Linked DNA regions of Homo sapiens: region 1 is linked to region 2. A link is a loop called in an ENCODE intact Hi-C map of the cell type or tissue named here. Cell type or tissue: endothelial cell of umbilical vein. All regions are shown on one strand. Links, peaks and the distances in the headings refer to the core of each region. The heading gives the core; the rest is flanking DNA.

Region 1 (7,832 bases), core at 1,046-6,045, 1.8 Mb after region 2:
TGACTAAAAACCGGCTTTGTTAAGCAATGAGTATTACTTCTGTTTTGACTAAAGTTCATAGTGATGCTTACTAACACAGTAGATGGATTGAAACAGGTCATGATGCTGGCAGTGGGGCATTAAGTACACGTCAGATTGAAATGGCTTTCCACATTGCACTAGATCCTTTTGGAACCCGGGTTGGAAGTTATTTAAACTTGAAAGACCCACAAGCATGTTGACTTCTCTTAAACTCAAGGACCTTTCACACTGAGAGAGTTTAAAGTTTAAATTGCCTCCCACAGGGTCCAAGTCATCATCCAATGCATGGTGGGTTTCTTTGAACACTTCTGTAGTCATTATGAGTCCACATCATTTCAAGAAAGAAGAGACAGCAACATTAGTTTTCATGCTAATTTTCCTATTCACTCAACTAATATCTAATGGATTGCTATGGTATGTAAAACACTCCAGTTACTTTAACTGTAAATCTAAGCTTTCCCTCAGGAAGCTTGCACCCAGCATAAACTGTCATGAAGAAGTACTAATAAAATGTTAGAAAAGTTTTAAGGAAGAAAAGTTCACTTCCTGCTTGAGAGGCATGGAAGACTTATGGGAAAATTAGCATCTGACTGGATAATTAAAGAGTAGGGAAGCATTGGGCTCAAGATGAGGAAAGTGACAATTCATTGCAGGGGAAAGCCTGTATGCGAACAAAACTTACATGGGATTAAGTATTCTTGTTTGCCTCCAGCAGAAGTATGAAGTAAAGGAAGTTTAGAAGTAAGGAATGAGGTTGAAAAGGTAGGTTGAGTTCATAATAACTAAAGGTATTCAATAAAAGATTAAGGCATGTAGACTTAAACCTTCTGGTCATGGGGAGCCATTGCATATTTTTGAGAGAGAGAAATATGATATGGCTACTGTGAACCATATCATTTTGATCTCACTTGAGAGTTGGGAGAGAGAGGCCATCTTACCTTGGTTTCATAGACTGGGAAGGGGGAAAGAAAAGTTTTCTCTAAAGGGCCAGAGAGTAAATATTTTAGGTTTTGTGTATCATAAAATTTATTTTAAAACTACTCAACTCTGCTGCTATAGCTAGAAAGCAGCCATAAACAATGTATAAATGAATGAGCATGACTGAGTTCCAGTAAAATTTTATTTACCAAATTAGATGGCAGACCATATTTGTCCCATAGAACATACTTTGGGGATTCCGGCACTAATGGGTAAAATGAGACTATTTTGCTGTTGATTTTTGTTTATATGTTTCATTGTCTTTGTTATAGCTGTGTTTGCAGTTTTTATTCTTGTTATTCCAATTGTGGCTTTTACTTTATCAGTCATTAAGAAGACACTAAAACAAATATGACTACTCTCACACGTGAGAAAGTGAGAAATGGCATAGGGCTTAAAGCCAGTTAAAAAAGGATCATGGAAGATATTAATAACAATAGCTAATATGTATATGGCTTCTACCAAGTATTTGCTACATATTAATGTATTTCACACTTAAAATAGCATTACGAAGTAAGTTTTATTATTGTCACTCTTTGCCAATGATAACAATGTGTCATAGAAATTTCAAGTGACTTGCTCATGGTCACATAGTTTACAGGAAGCATCGCAGCTAGGATTTGAACCCAGACAGCCTAGCTTAGGGTGTTGCCTTCGGAAATTCCTCGCCTTGCTATGTTGTAATAAGTTAAAGGTGATTTCATCAAATTATTTAGCTGAAATAAAATGCTTGACTGGGACTCCTTAAGAATTTGCCAAAGTCTATGGAAGCTGCACTTATTCTAGATTATGTCTGTTCTACATTCTGAAGTATCATTGACTCTAGTGTCCCATGGCAACACTTGATTATCTTTAAATACAGAGACCTTTTTCACTGAAAAGATTTCTTTAAAATTTAGATGTCTTTTTCAGCATCAAAAATAAGTGGAATTTCCATATAATTGAACTTTTTTTTCCAAGTGCAAGACTTTTGGAGCTCACCATGGTCTTAACCACATTATATAATAAGTAGTAACTTTTTTCATCTATGCTTAATATTTTCTCTGATGTGAGAAATTGTATCATCAGATTAGAAAGTTGAGGATTTTAGGAAATTAAGGGAAATTCCAAGGTAATAATAAATTGGGAAATAAATTATTTTATATTGCCATTAGGGTACAAAGTATACAACTAAGGATCATATTTTAATGAAAAATTTCAGAATTAATATCCTGATATTAGAGACTTCAATCAAATTCTCATATAATCCAAGATAGCGTAGTCAAAACCACTAAATTACTGTACTGTGTAGCAATGAACAGTAATTCTATATTGACTTATCCTTATTTTTTTTTTAAGATGGGTTTCTCGTTTATTTGGAACAAAAGAAAAATGTAGTGTTGTAGAAATCTTTGGATTCAGACAGACCTGTTCTTGAGTCTTGACTCAGTGCTTCACTGTGTATTGAAACTAAATGAAGATCTTCAACTTTTCTATTCATGATCAATCTGCAAAAATAAAAGCTATTACAGATAACATACAAGGTTTCTTGAGCGATTAAGTTTTCTTTTTGAAAGCCTGTGACCTGATTAAGATGCTTAAAATGATATATATGTCTCTTTTCTGTTCTTTAAATTTGAATGAAAGTTTGGCATTTTAAAAAACTTTAGGTGATTTAGGAGTATAATTTTAAGCAGATTTTTAGAGTACGAGTGTCCACATATTTAACTAAACATTCAAAAATTAGTTAAAATCAATGAACTTGGGAAGGAAAACTACTTGCTACATAATCCAGAAAATTTTACTAAATTATTTGAACTAAGCATGACTCTCCAAACTGTGGACATATTTTCTCAAGGGATTCTATGTATTATGGCTTCAAGGTACTTTTGTGTGTACCTCAAAATGGCTGAAGGCATTTTAACAGTGCATCTGAGAGTGTCTTACTTACATATTATTTGTACACTATTTTATCTATATCTTTGGACATTTTATATTTCTGTGTAAGTAAAACTTCCATGAAAATTTCATTTGTCACCATATTTTCGTTATGCAGATAAGAAAACGAAAGAAGCCAAATTGAAGACAAGCTCTGAAAGGGAATGTGCGCCCTCTAGTGACCCACATTTATTTATCATAAGGACATAGGCAGCTTTTGGGTTTCATCATTTTAAATAAACTTTACATTTGATTTTAAAATATATGACTCAGGATTTTCAACTTGAGTATATTATATTGTATGATCATAGATTTATTACTCTGACAGGATTTCATCTATCATTTAAGAGAATATTTCTATTAACCTGTGTTAAGGTGATTTTCTTGCACAGAAGTGTGTTTCAAAGGGACTTTCAATTTATTGAAAATGAAAAATAGGCTTTAGGCATCTGTGGCTTAGCAGCATTTTATTTCCCATCCTCTGGGTCATGCAGTTTTTGCCCACGTGTTTTCACACTCCTTGGCTTTATAACTAATTCCTCTAATGTAGCAGTATCTGACATTTTAGAATTTGTGGGGGTTTCTTACCTTTTAATTTTTAAGGTTGTTTCTCTCAAAGATATTTAAACAAAACTTATAAATGTGACATCTGTTCAATCATGTCACACTTTAGAAATAAATATTACCAATGAATTTTGAAATGATTAAGATTTAATACCAAATTAAGGTAGGAAGATTATTTTAACATCATTTCTACCTACCAGACGTCAAAATATTTTAGGTAAGTTTTACTTTGTGCAGAGAAGCAATATTTTACAGCAGTTTTATTCTCTTCACTGCAATCAACGATTCTATGGGTGCCAAGATGAATATCAATACCAAATAACTCAGACATTTTTGGCATTAATAGCTTAAAACATTAAATCATTCAATTTGTATGCAAGGGCATGTATTTTAAAAAGCAGAATTTTTAAACATACTAAGTATATAATTCGGTATGCCATAATTGATAATAAAGAAGATGTACAATTTTAAGGACAATATTTTGTGCTTGGACTAGAATTCAGCTTTTGAGGCACATGTTAAATAGGCATATTTTAGGACAAGGTAAACGCCACAGAAATTGATTTTTTAGTATCTTTTAAAGATGCCTTTCAGTGCAATCTGAAATCATTAAATTTTACTGTACTGAAACATATTATTTTATGAGTGATGTGCTTAAAATTACACATATAAAACTAGAAATACATTTGAGACCATGCAAATATAAGGAAAAATAGATTTTTGATAGGAATGTTAATATAGCAGTTTCCACTAACTGAAGACAGAGTCCTCTGTCATCTGTCACATTGTTCCAGGTGCTGTGTAAACCACTGAAGAGTTTATAGGCTTTTTATTATAACTGGGAATTATAACATCTTTAGATTTTATTTAATTTGATTGCTAGATGAATAGACTAATGTAATTGGAATATGAAAGCCACAATATAAGCAAAGCTGATCTCAGTTTTTGTATCTTGGGTCAAAACCTCTTTAATTAGAGAGGTAAGTAAACATATTTACAAGTAATTTTTAAAAAGCATTTGTATTGTAGACCCAGAAAATCTGAGACAGGTCTCAGTTAATTTAGAAAGTTGATTTTGCCTAATCCTAGGTACTCGGGAGGCTGAGGCACGAGAATTGCTTGTCCCCAGGAGGCGGGGGTTGCAGTGAGATTGTGCCACTGCACTCCAGCCTGGGTGATAGAATGAGACTTTGTCTCAAAAAAAAAAAAAAAAAAAAAAAAAAAAAAAAAAAAAGTTGATTTTTGCCAAGGTGGAATTCGCGCGCCTGTGACACAGCCTCAGGAAGTCCTGACGACATGTGCCCAAGGTGGTTGGGGTGCAGCTTGGTTTTACACATTTTAGGGAGGCATGAGACATCAATCAAGTACATTTAAGAAATACATTGGTTTGACCTGGCGCGGTGGCTCACACCTGTAATCCCAGCACTTTGGGAGGCTGAGTCGGGCGGATCACAAGGTCAGGAGATCGAGACCATCCTGGCTGAAACAGTGAAACCCCGTCTCTATGAAAAATAGGGAAAAAAAATTAGCCAGACGTGGCGGCAGGCGCCTGTAGTCCCAGCTACTCGGGAGGCTGAGGCAGGAGAATGGTGTGAACCTGGGAGGCGGAGGTTGCAGTGAGCCAAGATTGTGTCACTGCACTCCAGCTTGGGCAACAGAGCGAGACTCCGTCTGAAAAAAATAAAATTAAAAAAAAAAAAAAAAAAAAGAAATACATTGGTTTGGTCCAGAAAGGCAGGACAACTGGGTGGGGGTGGGGGCTTCCAGGCTGTAGGTAAATTTAAACATTTTCTGGTTGACAATTGGTTGAGTTTGTCTAAAGACCTGGGATCAATAGAAAGGAATGTTTGGGTTGAGATAAGACATTGTGGATACCAAAGTTTTATCATGTAGATGAAGCTTTTAGCTAGCAGGCTTCAGAGAGAAGAGGCTGTAGAGTGCTTCTTATCAGACTTAAAGTCTGTGTTGATGTAAGTGTCAGAGAGGTATAATGAGGCATGTCTGACCCCCACTTCCCTTCTTGGCCTGAACCAGTCTTTCAGGTTAAATTTTAAGAGCCCTGGCTGAGGAGGAAGTCCCTTTGGAGGGGGAGTTAGCCTTTTATTTTTGGTTTACAGTATGTTTTTACTTCAGGACCAGTTTGATAACAGCTTTTAAATTTTTACAATTTAAAGCAAGAAGTCGCTGAAGATCGAAGAAATTAATTTACCCAAGAAAATACCAGAAAGATAAAAATTAGGGATTAAAACCTGTGGTGCCTGATTTACACACACATATATAGCTATGTTATTTTTTTTTCTTTTTTGAGACTGAGTCTCGTTCTGTTGCCCAGGCTGGAATGTAGTGGCACAATCTTGGCTCACTGCAACTTCTGCCTCCCTGGTTCAAGCAATTCTCCTGCCTCAGCCTCCCGAGTAGCTGGGATTACAGGTGCCCACCACCACAGCTGGCTAATTTTTGTATTTTTAGTAGAGACGGGGTTTCGTCATGGTGGCCAGGTTGGTCCTGAACTCCTGACCTCAAGTGAACTGCCCGCCTCGGCCTCTCAAAGTGCTGGAATTACAGGCATGAGCCGCCACGCCTGGCCCTCAGCTCAGTATATTTTTAAATGCACATTTACTTTACATTTAAAGCAACTTAAACATACACACAAACACACACGTATCACACATATTACAAAATACAAGACAATCATGTGGCCCTATCTTCCCCCCTTCCACAGAGGGAGACACACTTACACTATACAAACGTGTATGTGTTGTGTGTGTGTATACAAACTATCTTGATTTGGAGAGGGAACTATTTATCTAAATATTAGCTTGTTTTCTTTTGGTTAAATAGGATTTCCCCTTTAATAATATTCTGTAATTCCAAAAATATAATAATTGCCATGTAGTCAATGCATCTCAAAGTCCTAAAAATATTTTTAGAACTAATAGGATTTATACTGAATTTCATTTGATATTTTTATAAGATCTATTTGATGCAAATTGAATTTGTATTCTATTACTCGATTTTTTTTTAAAGCAAATGCCATGTGGAAACAAGCAGAGAGGGACAAGTTTTCCCAGAAGGAAAGTTGAAAGGGGAAGAGTAGAGAGAGGTTGATCAAGAAAACCTTCACAGATGATGTGCATCTTGAACTGAGCCTTGGAAGATGAATAGTAGGTCATCTTCAAATGGTTGGGGATTTAGGGTCAGGAAAGTGCCTGTATAGTAATATGGAATTAAAATGTCTTCTCACTTCGGAAAACTCTGAAGAAGAAAGGTGATTTTTAAAAATACAGCAAAGTTGGAAAATCTTACCTCCAAAATTATTTCTTCTTTAATACCAACAAAGAATAATTATAGTTTTGTTCCTATTAATGTTAAAACTTGCTTCCTAGCTAATTAAAATGTTCATTAAGAATTGGTTTCATAAATTATCTGGTCTAGGCCTAGAGCCCTGGGACCCTGCAATGGTTAACGTATTTCACAGGCATCAGCATTTTCCTTTCAGGTTTCTAAGGATGAGGCTTATAAGTTTTTATGAAATTCTACATGCTAAGATGTTTAAATATGTAAAATGGCCATTCATAAACCTAGTTCACTAATCAAATTAGTTAAGTCTGGGAGCTTGGAGGACTTCCACTCTCAAAGTTTACACATTTGGGAATGATGAGTTGCAACTTGTATATTGAAAGTGACTGAATTAAAATTTATGTAAATGTGTCATCTTAGTTTAATAGGTTATGTGGCAGTCACTGTAAAGAAAATTAACAGAACACAGTGCCCATCAGGAGGCTCTTCTGACATAATTAGCACAGTTATATAGCACTAATTCATGTAATGTTTTACTATTGACAATTCAAAATTGACAACTTCTTAAATGGCAAACATTTCTCTAGTTCTTTGAGATGTTTGTATGTGTTTTTGCCTTTGAATTTATTTTAAACATTTATATACACAGGTATCTCTCAGTATTTACCATATGGGATGTAATTAACCTAATTTACATCATTTTTATGGGAAATTCAACTGGATGAGGCTGAGTCTGTTTGTACAATATAATACTGAGAAAAATTGTCACTCTCTGAATATTTGGTATATATGCCCCAGGCTTTTGATATTTTGAAACTTCCAAAAAATGGAAGGTCTTTTTGAAAAATTGTCTTGGTGTAGTAATACACTTTTGCCAAGAAAAAAAAAAATCAAAGACTTACTTGCCCTGTATGATGGGACTTTACAAGTTTTAATTTCAGGGGTTTCTGATGAGTATATTTGTAAAGGAGAAAAAAATTGTCGCTTCACTGCTAACCATAAATAATAACAAATTGAGGTTTTAAGATATACTTGAAGAATAGAGGACAGAA
Region 2 (7,832 bases), core at 1,058-6,057:
CTTGTTGGCTTGGGCCTTGGGGCTCTATGTCCTCAATAAACTAAAAGATACAATCTTATAGTTACTTGATCTGTAAGTAGAATTTGCTTCCCTCTTTTAAGTTTAATTTTCCTTGGGCTAAGACTCTCCTGGTTTTCGCTTATCTCTGTGGTTGCTCAATCTCCATCTCTTTTGCAGATACATCTTCTTTCCAAACATTAAGTGTTGAAATTTTTCAAAATTCAATTCTAGACTATTATATTCTCTCACTTTAGTAGCATAAAATATGTGGGTTTCTATAAAATTATCAAGATATTTTATGGAAATATAAATTCTTTCCACAGCTTTAATTTCCACCCCCATGAAAATTGGACATACATGTACAATAAGTCCTCTTTTAACATTGTGGATAGATTTTTGAAAACTCTGACTTTAAGCAAAACTATGCATAATGAAACCAATTTTTCCATAGGCTAGTAGATATAAATAAGAGATAAGTTCTAATGGACTATTTTTGGTAACAAAACCATCACCAAACTTATAAATAAAAAACAAAAACACTTCTAATATTAAACATTGAAATAAATGTGAGCTACACATACATTTAAGTTAAATTGATAAAATCAAGTAAGATAGTTAGTGATCCACTTTTTTTTTTTTTTTTTTTTTGGTGAATCAGTGAATGATGGCAGTCACAGCAGTGATGGGTTAAATTATGAAATAAATGTTTGCAAAGTGAAAATTTTCAGGAGTACCCCCTTGTACCATAAAGTTCAAAAACAAATAATAGGAAATATAGCATGCTCCCTGAGCACTTTTGGCATGATAATAAATGTGCATTTGTAGGATTGTCATGTACTTAACAAATTTTTACTTGACAATAATTTGTACTCATTCATTCATTCATTCATTCATTTTCCATCCTGCTTATTTCATTTCAGAATGGTGGGTGATGGGAACCTATCCCAGCATCTCAGGGTTCCAGGCAAAAACCAGCCCTGGCAGGGAAGCCATCCAATCGTAGGTCACACTCACTCACACACTCATACTCACTCAAACTGGAACCATGTAGACATGCCAATTCAGCTAATGTGCACAGCTTTGGGATGTGGGAAGCAACCAGAGTATGAGGCCAAAACCCACACAGACATGGGGAAAATGTGCAAACTCCACGTAGACTGTGGCCTCAGGTGGGAGTTAATTTTTTTTTCTCATCAACTTTATGACTAAATGATGTTAAATTAAACTTCGTTATTTGAGGACCTGCTGTATCCAAGACCTCAGTTTTAAATTCTGTATATCCAGTACCTATTTAACATCTCAACCTGTTTATTTTAAATAAACATAAAACTCAACATATGCATGCTCTCCCGCAACCTCTAATCTGTCCTGCTCCATCTTTGTTTGTCTTAGTGTATGGTGGCACCATTCATTCAGTTATATAAACCAGAAGTCTAGCCATTAACTTTGACTTCACCCTCTCTCATCATCCACTATATCCTATCAATTGCCAATCCTATCCAATTTACCTCTTAGATACTTCTTTATTCACTCTTATCTGTCATTCTAATTGGTAAATTAATGCATGAATCTAAATTTCCCCACTTGCTCTGCATGGTGCCTATAATTTTTGTGGCTGAAAGATTTATAAAAAATATTTGTGTTTGTCTTTCCTGTATTTTTCCCTTCTCTTCCTCCATTCTCCCCTCTCCATTTCCAGCATGGATTCAAGACTCCCTAAAAGTCTGTGCCTTAAGAAATGTTCTGCTGGAACATGTGTTGAGGTGTCAAGAAAGTGGCTAAAAGGCAATTGGAGGGCCAAAGATCATAGAATACAACACGCAGTGCTTGACACCACCTTTCTGCTGGATAGGGCCCTGGGGCTGTGTCCAGTTGTTACAAGGAAATAACTGAGGAGTGATATAAGGAAGCCATGTAGTAAGCATTATGTATTTGTCTTGTTAAATATTTCAGGGTCGGCTAGGCGCGGTGGCTCACGCCTGTAATCCCAGCACTTTGGGAGGCTGAGGCGGGCGGATCACGAGGTCAAGAGATCGAGACCATCCTGGCTAACACGGTGAAACCCCATCTCTATTAAAAATACAAAAAAAAAGAGCCGGGCATGGTGGCGAGCACCTGTAGTCCCAGCTACTCGGGAGGCTGAGGCAGGAGAATGGCATGAACCCGGGAGGTGGAGTTTGCAGTGAGCCGAGATCGTGCCACTGCACTCCAGCCTGGGTGACAGAGCCAGACTCCGTCTCAAAAAATAAATAAATAAATAAATAAATAAATAAAATTTAAAAATTAAAAAAATAAATATTTCAGGGTCTCAAACACTGCACTAAAACATTTAGCAATGGAATATAAAGTCACAGTGAGAAACAGTGTGAAATGGTCTCAGGAGACTGGAGAGACCTCCATAACAAATTCATGTTACAGGACTTTTATACAACTCTGGTTGTATGATGTACTCCAAATAGTGACTGAGGCTGACTTCTCCATCTGCTCATTTGTTTAAAAGCTGACATTCATTTAATCAAATAAAGAATCACTAGGTTTAAAGTTGCAACTCATAACTGCTTACTTTGTGAAAAATAGTTATAGCTAAGTCATGGCAGCTGTCATAAATATATGGAAAACACTTTGCCTGTATATTTTTCACTAACTGGAATAATACTCTTTCAACAAAAAAACTGAAAAGAACGAACTAGGGAACAAAACATTTTTATCCTTCAAGACATTCTGTTTAGAAAGATCTTTGTAAGCTGTCATCTTTTGTCTCTGGTAGAAAGGAAAATACAAATAATCTGGAAATATAGAGATGGGTTTCTGTACCTAAAACCACAGATTTTGTTTCCAATAAAGTGAAAAATATTATATCATATAGTTTATTTTTTATTATATAGAGCTAATTGCCCTTGTGTTCTTAGTGGGGAAGAAAAAAAGAACCCCAGTATAGATAGATTTTCCATGATGAAAAGGGAATCATGACCATCTGTATTTCCAAAGGGAAAGTGAAATTCCAAATATTCTGTGCCATAAAATGTTAAATTGAACATTTTAAAATAGTCTCTCAATATTTTGGACCCAATGCTTTGAAACTTTAAAATTAAGTATGATATATACATAATTTCCACACCTTTAAAATGAGTTGTTAAATTGTTAAGACCTTTCTTCAAAATTAAGACTTGCTAGTCAATCCTAAAAATAGCCTCCAGAGGGCGACCAAGTTGCATCATGGCAAACAAGCACATCAAACTGTAGCACTGCCTCCAACAACAGCATGGATTTAGTTAACATATGAAAAGCCAATAATAATGGTTAATCCTTGAAAAAAAAATATACTTTCACCTGAAGTGTGAATAGCTCTGCAAAAATTGAGTGTTTGTGAGGAAACCACCTGTAATTTGATGCATTAGCAGAGCAAAGGCCTTTGATCAGAAAAACTTGTCATCATTTCATGCAAGTTCCAATCAATTTCTCTGCTCATTGAAGTCTACTTATCCCAAGCACCTTGTTGTAGCAAACAGAGTATAGATCTTGAAGTTCGGTAGACTTAGATTCAAAGGCAGCTCTGCAATTGGTTGTTACCTTGTAAACAAAGTTTAATCTGAAGATAGGGTAGATAATATCTTCTTCATGCTTCATGGTTGTTTGAGAATTACATGAGATAAATATATGAAAACATTGACCCACAATGTGGGCAAACATCACCTCATTCTTGTTTATTTCGTCCCTATCTTTTTTTTTTTCTCCTTTACCTAGAGAAAGATAAAAATAGGATCAAATTATGTTATTCACTTCAAGGTTTTAGTGATACATATTACTTTCCCATTATTTGTCTTCAAAATATGTTTTTAAAAACCACATGGAAACAAAGTAGTGGTTACATTTAAATAATTAATATTTCTCCATTCTCTCAGACAGAAATACATCTAATAAATGTTGTTGGAGGTTTGCTAGTCCTCGACTGGTTAATGACTATTATCAATCTAGTAATTCGAATTGGTCATCCATTCAATTGGCTTTCCCCTTATACCAATGGGTTATTATTTCCACTTATTTCATTTATATTAAAGCCACATCCCTCTGAGAAAAATAGTTGAGTTTACCTTGTATTTGCCCTTTCTTATTCTTCCTGACCTATATCTAACCAGCAGACAATTTCTGTTGATTATTTTTACACATTTTCTCTGCTACACCTTTAGATTATGACCTTATATGACCTTCTACTGGTCTCCTTAATTTTATTCACTGATCAAGATGTCCTTAATGTTCTCCTCAGCTTGACTAAATTTTAGACAGGTTTCTTCTTGACTGTAGGTCCCTGACCTTTCTTTTCTTAAGGCATTTACTTTAGAAAAAGTACAATTGTAAATTCTTTGCCCCTCTGAGATATAAATCCCCCAGCGTCTTCTGACTTTTATAACCCAGGAATGTCTTTCTCAAGGACCTGGAAGCCATCCCTTTGAAATGTAAACATCAAGAAAGATAGCACCCCTATTTTCAGTCTCTGTGGGAGGGTAGGAGCCTAACTTAGATAAGCATCAATTAGCACACACAGATGGCCTAATCACATTGACCAACTTCCTCCCTGAGGTCCTCCAGTTCTTTTCCACTAGCTATCTTTGGCACTTAACATCTCTCCCATTTTTCTACATCAGCAGAGTTGAGTGCAATCTCTCTTCCTTTTGTAATCATCTTGACTCCTGTTGCAATATTCTTCCTTGCCCGTTTACTCAATTTGGTGCAGTTTTTCTTTGACATCATTCCTTCACCAAACCCATACTGCTGAATTTCAGATTACTCTTTCCAAACTTTGAATCACTCTGTATTTCCTGTTGCATAAACCCCACCATTCAAACTCATCCACCATCTTGTACCTTCAAAACTCATTCTCAGAATTCCACTTCCTGAGTTCCCTACTCCAATAAAACTAGTCCATTAGCTTTGTAAATGTGGCTACTATTTCCTCACTTTGAAATCTTTGCTTGTGTCCTTTCTATTAAATATATTTTGAAATTTTATTTTATTGTACCTGCTCATAGATAAAAATAAAATAGAAATCACATCAAGTCTCTACAAATGGGAGTTTGATAGTGGAAATTAGTAGCACCAGTGATGAAATTGCTGAGAAGTAAAGAAGGGCTAGCAGGATAATGGAGGGATTAGCAAGAACAGGAATCTACTTCAATCAACTCCTATACTGGACAGTTAAGGAGAAGATTGTGAGGGAGCCCAGGGCCAGATAACCTGGTCAATACTGGACCATACGTGTTTTGTCTCACACATAGTAGAGCCAGGGAGGTTACACAGTGGCTGCTGGAAGAGGTAACCAAAGTAGAGAGACAATGGAGAGAAATCTCTTAGCTTCTTTCTAACCCGTCATATCCCATCAGTGTCTCTATTTGGCTGAATCTGGTAAAAAGTAAGCTGCATGTATGGGTCTGCTATCATGTGACACAAAATAGAGACAAGAAAGAACAATGAATGAATCTAAGACAAACAGACTGGAACCAGTACATTTGCTTGAATGTTGTACAATAGCCTATTTTCAAACTATGGTCTTTTTATTTATATTCCCTATATTCTTGACCAATTGTTTTATTCCCCTAAGTTCAAATTTCCTCATCTTTGAAAATAGCATAATGATAGTTCCTAGCTCATCGGGTTGTTTTGAATATTAAATGAAATAAGACAGATAAAGGGTTAACATTGAAATTATTATATAGGACATGCTCCAAAAATGAACTTCATCATGATTGCTTTGTTGTTATTATTATTAAAATTGCTGTTGTTATTGCTATTTTAATCACCTCTTCAATTTTCTGCCAAGTAGAATTTTATTTCAGTGTCCAGTTTAAATGCTGTCTGCTCCTTTTAACTTCTACAATCATTTTCTCCAAAAAGGATTTGTTCCTACTCTAAATTCCTATACTATACATTATGTGCTTCATTTATTTGACATTCATCTGTGGGTTTATTTGACTATACGCTTTCCATTATAACCAAACTTTAAAATTCTAGAGCATAAGGACTATTGTTTATGTATTTGTGTATCTCCCATAGGATTTAGTACAGTGCACTATCCAGAAAAAGCAATTATTGGAAATGTGTTGAGTGAAAAACTTAATCACTAAGTTTACTGTAACTCTACTGACATATGGACAAAGCTCATAACTATTTGGGCAATGCTGTGAAATTCTAGGCTTTATAATTTTTAGAATTTATTTACTTTCATATGGGATTTTGTTTTAAAAGATACTGTAAAAATAACTTGAAAAAAATTTAGCTTAAAGAGATTAATAAATGGTTTGCCATTTGTTGCATTTTTATACTTATTTAGAACTGCCTCTAGAACTCCCAGTATGTCAGCATGTGTAGCTACAGAGCTTGTTAGCAGAATACAGACACCTGCTATTTCTGGTACTTATAACATGAAAAAATATGATTATATTAATAACGCCGTGCATTTTATAGTGCCCTATCATTATTTCAGAGAGTTCAAACTTTCTCATGTAGTCATATAAAGTAGCAAGGGAATTCACATTATATATGCAATCCCAAAGGGCATTTTTGATCACTTTGAATTTTACCAACCATATTACTCAGGGTGGATTAATAAAAACATGTATAGGGGCATGGCCCTGAGATTGGCTTCGAGTAAGACAGAGACAAGGACATGCAGAGATGAAGATGAGCTTCACAAATGAAGAAACAAGGAATCTGGAATAGAGTTGTCTGAGGAGTAAAAATCAGCATAGAGAAGAGAAAAACTGCAATAGAGGAAAGGGAGACTGGAGTGAGAGTGGTATGAAGGCTCGTTTCACGTTCTTTCTCGCATCCATTTTCCTCTTCCTTTGGCTATTTCTCTCAGCTACTTTTTAAACCACATATCCCTAAGGGTGATCTTCAGTTGGGAATAGAAAAGGGTGGCTGCGTAATACAAATGTGCTATCATTCACTTCTGTCCTTAGTTACAACACTCTCACCCTCTCTGCACCTCCACTCATCAAACCAAAATGAAACAAGACTGGCAGTGGCGAAGGCAGGCCGAGCCTTGCCGGTGAGTTCTGAGGAGGAGGATCCCAGTGGGATGCGGAGTGAAGAGGGGGCTGTAAATGCCAGAGTGATTGGAAAATGTCAGTTCCTGTGGCTGCACCAAACTGGAGTGTCACCAGCATTACAACAAAACAAAATACAAAAATATATTGCCAGGGAGACTGTATGTCGGAGTTAGCTTTACTTCTTAACACCTTTATTAGTCTTCTGGAAGTTTTCCTGATGCAGTGAAAATACATTAAAATTGGGAACCACAGGTACATAATGATTGCAGCAGCTTAATTCAGTAGCATTGTTTCAGCCTTCACTCTTAGGCTTTACCATTTAATTTCTAGAAATGTGTTGAATTGCTTTTGCCATTTCTTAGATTTTTAAATTGAATATAGTGTAAGTTGGGACCTAGTCAAGCTCGTATTCCTGTCTCTAAAATCCAGTCATTTAATTCTAATTTTAGCTAGGCACCTTGTCCTTATTTCTCCAGGCAAATCAAGAAATCTCAATGTAATTTATTTTGAAATAATAAAAATAGGTGTTTATTATGGATAATAAACAGACAGGAAATTGTATGTGTATAATTATATATGCATATATGTGTGTGTGTGTGCGTGTGTGTGTGTGTGTGTGTGTGTGTGTGTGTGTGTATATATATATATATATATATATATATATAAATTCTTGTTTCTTACAACCCACCCATATAAAACCATTGTACAGTGAATCAGGCCAAAAGGAAATCAATATTCTAGTGATCTTCTAGAGAATACAGGGGAACCAAGCTGTAATAATATTTC

The links. Peaks named below come from ENCODE experiments on the same cell type or tissue, not always from the same donor. Only the 100,000 strongest peaks of a DNase experiment are listed, where the experiment ranks them.
Region 1: it touches region 2 in a loop (20-fold over the local background); 7 of 110 quality-filtered maps call a loop at or near these places.

What each region holds. Positions count from the first base shown.
Region 1 is chrX:32,526,262-32,534,093 of GRCh38, reverse strand. All of the region lies in intron 17 of DMD (dystrophin), which reads left to right. Among named protein-coding and RNA genes, the nearest start is that of MIR3915, 54 kb to the left of the region's middle. In endothelial cell of umbilical vein, for the core only: a CTCF peak has its summit at 3,082 (motif pointing left); a DNase peak (open chromatin) is centred at 3,073.
Region 2 is chrX:34,296,450-34,304,281 of GRCh38, reverse strand. No RefSeq gene overlaps it. Among named protein-coding and RNA genes, the nearest start is that of FAM47A, 170 kb to the right of the region's middle. In endothelial cell of umbilical vein, for the core only: no CTCF peak of the experiment used is centred there; a DNase peak (open chromatin) is centred at 3,201.